Linked DNA regions of Homo sapiens: all the other regions are linked to region 1. A link is a contact called in ENCODE Hi-C data. All regions are on one chromosome and are shown on one strand. Each heading gives the region's core, a stretch centred on a gene start or an enhancer-like site at or near the end of the contact. The rest is flanking DNA. Distances are from core to core; before and after follow the strand shown.

Region 1 (3,129 bases), core at 229-2,728:
TAGATTTGTTTCCTCCAGATTCTACAAAAAAAGAAGATCAAGTCTCCTTGTGCAATGATTTACTCTCTGATGTATATTGGTGCCAGGCACGTGTACTGCTTTCAGATGATTCAAGAATAACAGCGATTTAAGAAAGCTGTCGTTAAGTTTTCTCTTCTCTTTGTCTGTATGACATTATTTTTACAATTATACTTCCAAAGTTTGCTCTTTCCGAACACCTCAAGACCCGTGTAATTTAAGCAGTGATTTTAGGGGTCTCTGTATATTTTATATTAATTTCAGAAACATGCTCATGATTATTCCACCAAAACTATCAACTGTTACATAAACATCTGTCCTTCTATGAGTTACAAAATAATTGTCTCCATCCCCACTTAACCATCTTCTCTCCTTCTTTGAGCAACTTCTGAAAAATAACACCCAATACTGATGGCATCTCATTCTATTCAGCTTCTCAGACAGTAAGACGTTCTTTTCTTAAACAGTAAGATGTTTTCTCAAGCCCCATGCAAAGCACTTCTTTGATATCAGTTTGGGGAGGTCGTACTCTGGAGCCTTCATCCAAAGGGTAAAGTACAGCACTCAGTAATGCGCGTCCTGGGAACGAGGCCTAAGCAGTGCTGGCCACTGCCTCCTCCAGGCTGGCATTGTCTGTGTTCGCCAGCCCCGCCGCGAAGTTAGCTCATTTGTGATCAGGCCAAGTCCCTTTAGATTTCACGCAGACGCGGGTGCAGCCTGCTCTGGGACTTGAAGTCCGCTGGAGCCTGGGCCTCTGCATTATCCGGGTGGAGCTCTCTCTGCTGCTGCCGCCAAAGGATCCCGCCTGGATGCTCATCCCGCCACCGTCGCCCACCCCGCCGCTGCAGAAAGGCAGCAACTGCCACACACCTAAGCAACTTGGCGGGCTATTCGCCCTGCAGCTGCCGCCAGCGCGCGGCTCCCGCCAGCGCGCTGGCAATCAAAAGTCGGAGAAAGCGCGAAACCTCCAGGCACCTCCCACTCCGCCCAGCTACCGCGCAGCTCCTCCCTAGCCTCCACTGGGAGACAGGGGACGCCCATGAGCGGGAAAGAGCAGGGCGGTGATTGCTTAGTTTATCCTGGGACACGGGAACTGGCCGTGGACTGAGTGGTGCCGGGGAGGGGATCACTGAGACCGGGAAGGGTCATCCAGACAAATAGGGAGGGTGGGCGGGTTGGCGCGCAGTACCCTCGGCCCGGCCTTCAGACCCACCTGCGCGCGCTGCGCGCTCATCCGGTCCTTCCCTTCAATCACTGTCTGGAGTGATGATAATTGGCTTCCACAGTGGATGAGAGATGAGTCATTTACATCCAATGAGAGAAAAACAGCCTCCAGAGACTCTTCGTCCATTGGCCAGCGAGAGTGTCAGTTCCCAGGCTCCTGCCGCGCACGGGCGAGCCCTTCTAGGCGGGAAAAGTTCAGCTGAGAGATATAAAAGAGCAGTCTTTCCAGCACCTGCAAATCCAGAGCGGCGGGCACTGACGGGCACTTGCACCGTGTGGACAGACTCTCCGGTTCTGTGAGTGGTTTTTCTTTTCCCGGGTCGGACCTGGAGTTCTTAGGGGGATGGCTGACAAGGGCAGTAGGCAGAAGGACCTCAGCCCAAAGTCAAGGGGGTTTTGGATGGGGAGCTGGGCAGCCGCCCGTTGTAATTCCCTTCCCCCTGTCTCAGCTTCAAAGGCCAAGAGTTGTACTCCTGAAGAGATACTTAGAGATCATCTGGGTGTTCCTGAATCTCGAGAGGGTCGTTTGACCCTGGTGGGTCCTTTCCCTGCCCGGTGCCGTTCGCGCCCATAGAAGGAGACCAGGTTCGGTTAAGCAGAGCAGAAACTATTCACTGATCAAGGAATGGAGTAGGAGAGCTCCTGCTCAAAGTGCCTGGAGTGTAGTGTGAGGGTGCTTCTTAAGGTCTTTTAGGGCAGGTAGTTGGAAAGCAAGGATTTCTGGAAAGAGACGGGGCTTTCCAGAAACAGCTGAGTGTGGCAGTCTCCTATTTTCTGTTGCCACCCAACACTACATGTGCCTAGCAAGCTGCGTTTCTCCCCGAGGCACAGATTGAGGTATGGTAATCAGCAAGGATTCAGGTTAGGGTAGCGCTTCTAAGTTCGTTTCCCATCTTGTAGCACGGTGGTTACTGACATCCAGTCTCTGTTTCTGTAAGCAAGCACAGCTTCAAGCACAGGTTACCTTCATAGGTTCTGGGGCTTTAGGAAAGCATTGAGGTCATCCTGCGGTGACAGAGGCAGCTGTTCAAAGAACTTGGTGCGCCTTTGAGGCGGGGGTTGTGGAGTGAGGCAGGTAAAAATGCAGATTCCATAGCCACACCCCGACATACTGAATCAGAGTCTGTGAGGGTGGGATCTGGAATCCTTTTTAAAAAGCTTAGAGGAACCAATTCACACGAACAATAAAAGTTTCATCTGAGCCAAAGTCCTTAATCTAGAAATGAGGAAATGGGGATCCCTAAAAGGGTTACAGGGAGAGGGTTGGTGGAAAGTTAGACTATGACAGTTTTAGGGTGGTTCTTTCCTGGCCTTGGAAAGTTTTCTCAGCTGCTGCTCTGATCAGTACACAGCTGAATGCTTTAGGGGAACCCTCTTCATATATCCAGAGTTCCCTCTCTGTGCAGGTCTCCCACCATGTCTTTGGCCTGTGACCTCTTGTCACCTTAGTCTCTCAGCTTTGTCTCCTTAAATCTGGAATTCCTACTGGTTTTGTCTTGCTGCCCTTCCTTGCCACACTGGCCTGGAATTCCTCAAGGTAGTCTGCTAAAGTGGATTATAGGATACATTTCAATTGTCACTGTCCTTAATTGCATAATGTCCAGTTCCTTGCAAACCATTGTTTCATATGTTTTGCTCTTTTTTGTTTTGTTTTGTTTTCATACTAGGGGGAAATCCAGTCCCTGTTACTCCATTTTGGCCAGAAATTCAAGGTAATGACTTTTAATGTTTCTGACTGCTAGTTCTATCTTCTCTCTCACTTCTGGACCTGTCTCTATTCACTGATATTTCTAGTCATTATGGGTCATATTTATCCACTTTTTAAGTGCCTGCTGATTTTTTTATTAGATATCAAGCTTTGTTAATTTCACAACTTTGGGTGCCAGA
Region 2 (3,129 bases), core at 256-2,755, 1.6 Mb before region 1:
AGGCTCAGTAATTTTCTAAGGATCACACAGAGCTGGGTTATGAAGCCAGGTCATCTGACCTCACAGTCTACACTTAAAAATCCTTCTAATTTATAGCCTTCAGGATAAACCAACCAATCAAGAGAGCTTAAGCCAATAAAAATAGCAGACATTTCACTAAGTGTTGGGCTTGAGGCTAAGGGCTTTCATATATTTTTAGATTTAATATTTATGATGTCCTATGAGGTAGGTATCATTATGTCTTCTTCATAATGAGGAAACCAATTGTCAAACAGTGCAAGTAACATGTCCAATTATACTGCTGGTGATTGGTGGAGCCAGGATTTGTTCCCAAATTTGCCAAATGGTTATGAGCACTAGTTGCAGAATCAGACTGAGGTGCTAGTTCTGGCATTGTTACTGACCAGCTGCCGACCCTAAGGAAGTTACTTAACCTCTAGAATCATCAATTTCCTCATTTTAAGACGGGACTAATAAAATTAACCCACTGGATTATTTTGAAGATTAACAAGTGCCTGACACAGAATAAAGGGTTTTAAAATGTTAACTACTAAATGGGCTGGCTATGTGCTATTTGTCAAGAGGCAAATACTCAGCTTTTCTTGGAACCTAACCAGAGCCTGGATTGGAGTTTCTCTTCCTGCTTGGCTCCTGCATTGCCAGTTCCATCCCCATCTAAATGCCCAACTCATTCTAGTGACCCTTTACTGCATCTACATTAGGATCAACCTTGAAGGTGGGTGTGGGGAGGGTAAGCATGGGCCTCAGGCTCCCCTACATTCAGGAAGGAATTTGTCATAAGTCATTCACCTTCGATAAGGGTGACCAAGACTTATTTTCCAAGACAGGGTAGCACATAGTTCTCTTTACCTGTTGTACATATCGGCCATCATCTCCACCTCCAGCTCCGCAGCCAGCTGTTGGGCCCTGAGAGGATCCATCTCAGCCTAGCACCGTGGAAGGGATCTCCTTCTGGCCTCCTAATCCTGGGAGCAGACATCACCATCAGCACCCACCGCCGCCGTTCACTCTCCTACCCCTGGGGCTAGAGGATACAGAGGACTCACAGGGCGCCAGACCACCACGGGCCACTAACCTCAGTGAGCTTAACCACCCCATTTCACGGATGTGGAAACTGAGGCCTAGCCCAAGGTCGCACAGGACGTCTATGGCGAGCCTGGAAATCGAGCCCCGGATCTCTGATGCCCCAGTTCCTGGAGGTCACCTCTATTCAGGAGATCGAGGACCGGAGGAGAACTCTCTAACCCACGAACCTGAACCTCCAGGGCCCTGGGAATGGGATCATACGCTGAACAGAGGCGACCGGGACCCAGCCCAAAGGCTACACCTCTGAAATGGCGACGCCATCATCAGGGCCACATTGAATTCAGAGGTCATGTGTCACTTACCACTGCCTGGGACGGATCACAATGCCCACGGAGACCCCAACTTCTGACAAATACTATAACGTTACCCGCCTCCCGAGAGGCTCCAGCGGAAGCACGTGGGTTACTTCCGGGAGGAAAGTCCCGCCTCTTCTTTGATTCAAACTCGCTTCCGGAATTAAATACCAACGAGACGGCGCCGGGAACTCGGCGATCATAGAGAGGGAGCGGCTGGCGCCGGGCGAAGAGGAAGGCGACTTGCCAGTGCTAGAGAGGACACCAAAGTACCATAGAAGCTTGGGCGGGGTGCAGAGCGTCTGCAGCCCGATCAGAATTCAAGTCCTTTGGGATGTCACCGAGCGGCTTCAGTTTATTGGTTCTGTAGGAAGAGGCGTGGCGACAGACACCTGTGAACCTCACCCCCGTTCCAGACAGCCGACTCCTGTGCGCAAATCAGGCGTGGAGAAGGAAGAACGCCCCCAAACAGCGGTTCTGTTTTTGTTTCGCGTTAAAATCACCTGGAACGTTTTTAAACATCCCAGTGCCCAGGACTCACCTCATTTCAATTAAATCAGAATCTCTGGGAGTACAGTTTAAAATTCCTCAGGCAGCAATACAATTTAAAATTCCCCAGGTGATTCGTATGTACAGCCAAATTTGAGAAGCAGTGCTCCACGGGACGTTGTGCGATTACTGCTGTGTGTAGGTCACACTAAGCCCCGTCTGGGGTTGCAAAGATAAGCGAGATAGGCTTCCTGTTCGCAGAAAGACAAGACGTGTAAAATATGTTTTCTTCAACAGTTAGAGGTCCTCAGCCACAAAGAGATAATAAAAGCAATTTCGGCTGCCACCAGGGCTAATCTTGGGTGAGGGAAAGAAGGGTACTGGTGAACTTTCCAACTTTCAAGACTTAATGTGTTCTTCAAACTGCACCATTCACTCATTCCCCACTAAAAAGAAGGAAACAAGGAAACAATACTCAGTCCCTTGATTTGTCACACAATTTCCTGGTAAAATAAATTTACAAGATGTAAATTAATGACGCAAGGGCACATTGCCCATTGGAAAAGGTGGGCTAGACATTTTCTGTGTGGTCATCATAAGCTTCCCTAATTGTCCAAGACCATCCTAATTTTAAACAATTGACCTTTCTACTGCTTTGAAGACTCATCTTTGCCAAACTTGTGCCCTGATTTTTAAAGATTGGGGTATAACATTCATAAAGTGCATAAAATACACGAATGTTAAGCTTAATTAAATATATATGTATCTATATATGTACATTTGTATAACCGCCATCCAGATCAAGATATAAAATACTTCCTGCACCCCAAAAAGTTATCTTGTGTTCCTTCCCCATCAATACCCCCTCTCGAAGTTAACCACTATTCTGACCTCTATCACCATCAATTAGTTTTCCTTGTTCTTGAACTTCGTGTAAATGGAATTATACATTATTTTCTATTTTGTGCCTGACTTCTTTAGCTCAATGTACCTGTAAGATTTCCTCCATATTGTTGTGTGCATCTGTTATTCCTTCTGTTTTATTGCTGTCTAGTGTTTGATTGTATGAGTATGCCACAATTCATCTATCCATTCTCCCGTTGGTGGATGTTTGGATTGTTTCCAGTTTTTGCCTATTATGCAATAATGCTGCTATGATACTCTTGTACAGATGGACATATCTTGCCTTGGTTTTTGCCTTTGAAAATATAGTCAACATTGGCCGGGTGCAGTGGCTCAC
Region 3 (3,129 bases), core at 282-2,781, 1.4 Mb before region 1:
GATTCTCCTGCCTCAGCCTCCCAAGTAGCCGGGATTACAGGCGCCCGCCACCACGCCTAGCTAATTTTTGTATTTTTAGTATAGATGGGGTTTCACCATGTTGGTCAGGCTGGTCTCGAACTCCTGACCTCAGGTGATCCGCCCGTCTCGGCCTCCCAAAGTGCTGAGACTGCAGGCGTGAGCCACCGCGCCTGGCCTAAATGTTTACTATTATTATAACCGGACTCAGAAACTCTGGGTTTGAGTCCTAGCTCTACCAATGGCTGTTAATGTTTGGGCAAACCTCTGCACCTATCTGAGTCTCCTCCCCCATCTGAAATTGGATATAATAAAGCTGTCTTTACAGGGTGGCTGTGAAAGAAGATGCCTGAAAGGGATCTGAAAAATGTTAAGTATTGCACGAATGAATGATATTATAGCCCCTTCCGCCCCAGCCTATAATAAAAACGTAAAAGCTGATATCAGATTTTTTTCTATATTACAGGCATTGTACTTAGTACTTTACAGGCACATTCCTGCAATCGTCAAAACAACTTTAGGAGGTTGGGCACTGTTATTATCCCAACTTTGCAGACAAAAAACGATATCACGCTTGAGCCCAGGAGGTCGAGGCTGCAGTGAGCCATGTTCGCGGCACTGTACTCCAACCTGGGCGAGAGAGTGAGACCCTGTCTCAAAAACAAAAAGAAAAAAAAAAACGATCTCAGAGAGATGAAGCCTGTGATTTGCTCAAAGTCACACAGTAATGTAAGCAGTATAGCAAATAATATAAGATTCCAAAGCCCAAGGTAGTAAAAAGAGGATTATAGACGTGGTGGAACCTGTTGGCTGCGGGGCAAATGACTGACCTGTAACTGTCAGGGATTTATGGAGGGAAATGAGTGCCTAACAAAAATCCTCGTTTAGTGGGAGAGAGGTTGTTGGGTAATGACTGACTTGTAGCTGGAAGAAATCATCGGATTTTTATTCTTTTATTAAAGAAAAAAAATTTGAAATGCCTTCCATGTGCCAAGCACTGTGTCAGGTGGGAGATGACAGCTTGGTGAAACCTCTGTCAGGCTGTCTTCCTCCGCTTTCTCTATCCCTGGGTTTCCCCCTGCCTAAAAAGGATTTTGTGCTTCGTGGCTTGTCCAGGCAAGCAGGCCGTCGCGGGACCTAGACCGAGACAGTGAGTCTCTCTTTCTCCCGGGCCTCCCTTCTGTTTCCTGGGCTGCAGGGGAGCAGGAAATCTGGGGCGAGATTCCCGCCGCGGACGCGCACTGCCGAAGCCTGGTCCCTCGACCTGTCCCTGCCCAGCGCGGGGGCGCAACCGCCACGCCTCCTCACCCCTCCCTCCGGCTGCACGAATAATGACAACAGCCGCCCCTCCCACCTTTGGCGTCACGTTCAAAACAATCCTTTGACTACAACTCCCAGAAGGCCGAGCGGCTTAGCGAGTGCACCCGCTCTCGGCTGCTCCGGCAAACTACACATCCCAAAGGGCAGCGCGCGACCGCGTGTCCTTTCACAGCGCAAGTGCGGAACTGCGTTTGTTTCCGGCGTGGGTCCGGGCAAGAACCGCTTGTAGTTTGGTTTAAATTCTGCACGGGAGGACCTTCTGAGTTTACCTGTTGGGCTCCTGGCTGCGCAGGTGAGTTAAAAAAAGGGCAGGAACACAACTGTCACCTCCTTGGGGTCTGGGGACATTTTGGTGTCTGGGGAGATTTTGGTGTCTTGGGGAGATTTTGGTGTCTGGGAAGGTTGGGACAAATGCTGGAGCTAGAGCTGCAGTCCAGGATCAGAAATAATTCATATCGTTTCCTTGCCGTTTTCTAGTTTACGAAGTGCTTTTTTTTCCTCCCACAATTCCTGTAAACCCCAAGAACAACACTGTATTTGAGGAAGTGTAAGTGCTTCCAGTCGACAGCTTCAAAGGTTCAGAGAAGTTAAGTGATTGTCTAAAGACACTACTAGTAGTTACAGAGACGAGGATTAGGCTGTTTTCTGAGTTCAGACCCGGTGTGCTCTGCTTTGCATCCGTATTTCAGACGCCCTTTCCTGTTGACTAGGATGATTGGGGTCAGGGCATCTGTTACCTTCTCAAGTTTGGAGTTTACCAATAGAGTGATGGAGGGTGATATAATTAAATCTTCTGTCAGTCTGTAGGTATGGTTTTTCTCTGATGTCTGAGACATTAATTCACTCAATGTATTGAGGTGCCTACAGTCTGTCAAGCTGTATTCTAAGCAGTATATAGTATCAAACAAAAATGCCTAAGTCTTACATTTTGGGGTGGAGGAGGCGGGGAAGACACAATATATAGTGAGACCGATGGTGATAAGAAATATGGAGAGAATTAAAGCAAGGTAAGGGGAAACATTCATTGTATGTTTTTATTATTTATTTATTTATTTGTTTATTTTATTTTATTTTTTTTTGAGACAGAGCCTTGGTCTGTCACCCAGGCGGGAGTACAGTGGCATGATCTCGCCTCACTGCAACCCTGCAACCTCCACCTCCTGGGTTCAAGCGATTCTCCTGACTCAGTCTCCTGAGTAGCTGGGACTACAGGCGCCCACCATTATGCCTGGCTAATTTTTGTATTTTTTAGTAAATACTGAGATTTCACCATGTTGGCCAAGCTGGTCTTGAACTCCTGACCTCAGGTGATCCACCCACCTTGGCCTCCCAAAGTGCTGGGATTACAGGCGTGAGCCACCAGGCCTGGCCAATATTTGCATTTTTTCTACAGACGGGGTTTCACCATGTTGCCCAGGCTGGTCTTGTACTTCTGAGCTCAGGGGATCTGCCCAACTCAGCGCCCCAAAGTGCTGAAATTACAGGCCTAAGCCACTGTGCCTGGCCCATTGGATGATTTTTTTTTTTTTTTTTGAGATGGAGTCTTGCTCTGTTGCCCAGGCTAGCATGCAGTGGCACAATCTCGGGTCACTGCAGCCTCTGCCACCTGGGTTCAAGCGATTCTCCTGCCTTGGCCTCCCAAAGAGCTGGGATTACAGGCACCCTCCACCATGCCCGGCTAATTTTTTTTTTGTATGTTTAGTAGAGACAGGGTTTCACCATGTTGGCCAGGCTAGTCTTGAACTCCTGACCTCAAGTGATCCAGCCACCTCGGCTTCCCAAAGTGCTGGG
Region 4 (3,129 bases), core at 453-2,952, 1.3 Mb after region 1:
AAATGTTGATCATTCAAATGAGCAAAGACAAGGTAAATGTTTATGCATTCATACAAATTCAAATTCAAGTTTATTTGGGAAGAATCATACATAGAGCCACCTAAGTTATCTCATTGGCCACAAAGTAGCAAACAACCTGAGACTGACTGGGGAAATACAGGGCTCAAACAGAGAAAAGGATGCAAAAGACCAGGTTGTGCTGCCACAACTCAAGCCCCTTTGCTGCCATACATTTGCCAAGTCCTGACCCTGTTCCCATGCCAACTAAAATGAAGGCACATGCCTCTAACCACCCCACCATCCAGGACTCAAACCTCAGGTTTCACAATCATCCACAACTCAGACCCTAGGTAATTGTCCTCCCATCACCAATCACTCAAGCATTTCAGCAGATATGCATAGACCCTCAATTAGAATGTTAAATGGATGATGGATCTTCTGTTCCCACTCTCCTTCACTCTACAGCATCTCTGAGAGGTGACTGCATGACTTTACTTGAGTATTCTTGAAGAAGTAAATTCTCTATTGAAATGGTAGCCAGTTCCCCTAATGAACGGCTCCAACAATTTTTTTTTTTAGAGTGGCATCTTTTTAAATATCACACCACAATCAGCCTCCCCAGAACTACTTCTACCCAGTGGATCTAACCCTATGGTTCCAAACTATCTTAAATTTAAAAAGAGAGGCAGAAAGAGAAAGAGAGAAGAGATGAAAGAGAGAGACAGGAATGAACCTCGAATTAGGCAACAGAGCTGCCTGCCATATTTCATCCCTTTAGATTAAATAAACAAATAATTACCTAACTATAGCTCTGTGTCTCTAATAAAATGAAGCAATGAACAGGGAAATAAAAATGTAATTAAAAATCCCACATATGAACATAAAAGTTGAATATTGTAGGGGGAGAGAGAGGACATTATCTTTGGGCAAAACTTTGATTCACATCCCAAATATTTAGACTCTCCTGACACTACCAACTTCTTCCATTTCCCTACTTGATCTAGTACTGTGCTTGATGACCCTGCAGCTCCAGACTAGACTAAAAAGAGAGGGGACACAAGGGAACTTGACAGACAGAAGAAAAAGGTGGGTTCAGAGGTAAAAGTGCTATTTCAATTTATATTTCCAAATATGGAGGCTAATTCTTGCTTTGAGTGGCTGGGTACATGTACTATGGCACTAAAGTATAATTTTAGGCCATTTCTGCTAAATCTGACACAAGATATATACATGGTTCATAAGAAACTTAAGTGTGAGCCAATGAGGACAATATTTGGGGACCCCTAAGTATAGTGCTGCCAAGTGTACAGCCTCAGTGATTCTTGAATCTCTGCATGGATGCCTCCTGCCCACCTACTCAGCCCTAAAAGTGAAGCCAGAAGGTAAAAGTCAGTGCTAACGGCCCATCTTTGACCAACTTCTAGAATCTTTCTTGTCCTCAGGGACCTACCATCCACACCTGCTTATAGGGTGGGGGCTGCAGAAGTTCTTCTAATTAAGGTAGCATGAGCATGCCAGGCAGTCCCCTGGGGTCTTTTTCAAGAAGTGAAACCTGGTAAGGCAGAAACTTTTTTTGCACCTCCTTCAGCTATGGTAAGTGTTAAACCAAAGTAATTGGAGCGAAGCCCAAGGTAGCAGAAGCTACTGATTTCCTGTCACCTGATGTCTATCAGCGATTTCATCTTCAGGCCTGGACTACACCACTCACCCTCCCAGTGTGCTTGAGAAACAAACTGCACCCACTGAACTCCGCAGCTAGCATCCAAATCAGCCCTTGAGATTTGAGGCCTTGGAGACTCAGGTAAGGAATCAATTTGCTTTCTTTAAATGACTTAAAGGAGGTGATGGATAAGGTATAGAATGGTTTTGAAGACTGGAGGTTCTTGATCTTAATTCTAGAGTTTCCCTAGTCAGACTTCCTAATAGTTCTATGACTTAAGGAGGGGTGACGATATCAAGGCTTGCTGCCCACTCACTCCTCTAATCAGTCTCCCTCTCAACAATTACCCTATGCAGTCAACTGTGAATCATTCCACAAAAGTAGTAGATTGCAGCATATATATTAAATCATGGTTTCTAAACCATTGGGTTCAAACTGGAGCTCTACCACTAACAAACAATATAACCTTGGGCAAATTACTAAACCTCTAAAGCCTCAGCTTCCTCATCTATAAAATGGGGGCAATGGTACCCATTACATTAGGAAAATTGGAACTAAAATCCTGAATCCCTTAGGACTTCCCAATACCAAATGAGAAAATAATCAGTCATAGGCATAATGAAAAAAACTCCATTTGTCTTCCTGTAAATGCTTTTGTCTACATTAAATGTAAATATACCTAGAAGTATAGGTGGCTTTACAGGCTAACATTTTCTGGAGGGGATTTGTGGACACCAAGTTGAGCATGAAATCCTGCCTCAAATCTATCACATGGGAAACCAAGAGTAAGAGGGGGCGCTGCAGATGTGGGGGAGCTCTAATGAAGGAAAACAAGGATTAATTTTAATCATGCCATTACTGTTTTCTGAATCCAGTATATAAGTGATTCCCTTTCCCTGTTTCCCATAAAATGGCTTAATCTCACTGAGAATCCGGTGGAAAGAAATGTTTAATCCAGCATTGTGAGCATTTTTGTGTGTGTGTTTTGTTTGTTTGTTCATTTTTTAGTGGAGACAAGGTTTCTCCATGTTGGCCAGGCTGGTCTCGAGCTCCCGACCTCAGGGGATCCACCTGCCTCGGCTTCCCAAAGTGCTGGGATTACAGGTGTGAGCCACTGCACCTGGCCATTGTGAGCACTTGTTAAGCTTCCCTGAGGAAGTAGCTGAGTTTGATGTTCAGCTTAATGTAACTGAGCTCATAGTACATAGAAAACAGGTTCCCTATGCAAGTCTAGTAGGATACAGGATTCTCCGAAGAAAGTAGTTGATGTCTAGTAAGGAAAGCAAAGAGCTAGGAGCTCTGAAGAATTCCTTGCAATCAGGCAAGGAGAGCAGGAACGCCCTCAGGTGATGTGCATATCTAATGCAGAGTTTGATTGAAAGTAAAGAGGGAGGGAGAAGGAACACTTCAAAGTTGAGAAGATTCAGGAAAGAAGGTAGAGGACATGTATAGACCAGTGGCTCTGGTGG

The links. A loop is a pair of places that touch in the nucleus more often than their neighbours do. Pooled maps may share reads with other maps.
Region 2: a loop to region 1 is called in a pooled map, with 10 times the contacts of the local background. The contact joins the promoter of TIMM10 here to the promoter of FAM111B in region 1. A Hi-C loop is called at or near these places in 8 of 50 pooled maps.
Region 3: a loop to region 1 is called in a pooled map, with 6 times the contacts of the local background. The contact joins the promoter of CLP1 here to the promoter of FAM111B in region 1. A Hi-C loop is called at or near these places in 1 of 168 maps with a recorded cell type or tissue (naive thymus-derived CD4-positive, alpha-beta T cell), 6 of 37 single-sample maps with no recorded cell type and 10 of 50 pooled maps.
Region 4: a map with no recorded cell type shows a loop between it and region 1 (6-fold over the local background). The contact joins the promoter of MS4A1 here to the promoter of FAM111B in region 1. A Hi-C loop is called at or near these places in 2 of 37 single-sample maps with no recorded cell type and 2 of 50 pooled maps.

Annotation. Positions count from the first base shown.
Region 1 is chr11:59,105,759-59,108,887 of GRCh38, forward strand. FAM111B (FAM111 trypsin like peptidase B) reads left to right here and starts at 1,479. Exons shown (of 4, transcript NM_198947.4): 1 at 1,479-1,538; 2 at 2,910-2,954. LOC105369315 (a long non-coding RNA gene) reads right to left here and starts at 967. Exons shown (of 3, transcript XR_007062680.1): 1 at 1-967. RefSeq lists enhancers at 1,368-1,457, 2,598-2,647.
Region 2 is chr11:57,529,249-57,532,377 of GRCh38, forward strand. TIMM10 (translocase of inner mitochondrial membrane 10) reads right to left here and starts at 1,506. Exons shown (of 3, transcript NM_012456.3): 1 at 1,410-1,506; 2 at 871-986. The coding sequence starts at 941. RefSeq lists an enhancer at 1,506-1,685.
Region 3 is chr11:57,656,231-57,659,359 of GRCh38, forward strand. CLP1 (cleavage factor polyribonucleotide kinase subunit 1) reads left to right here and starts at 1,532. Exons shown (of 3, transcript NM_006831.3): 1 at 1,532-1,630. RefSeq lists an enhancer at 1,006-1,175.
Region 4 is chr11:60,454,145-60,457,273 of GRCh38, forward strand. MS4A1 (membrane spanning 4-domains A1) reads left to right here and starts at 1,703. Exons shown (of 8, transcript NM_152866.3): 1 at 1,703-1,801.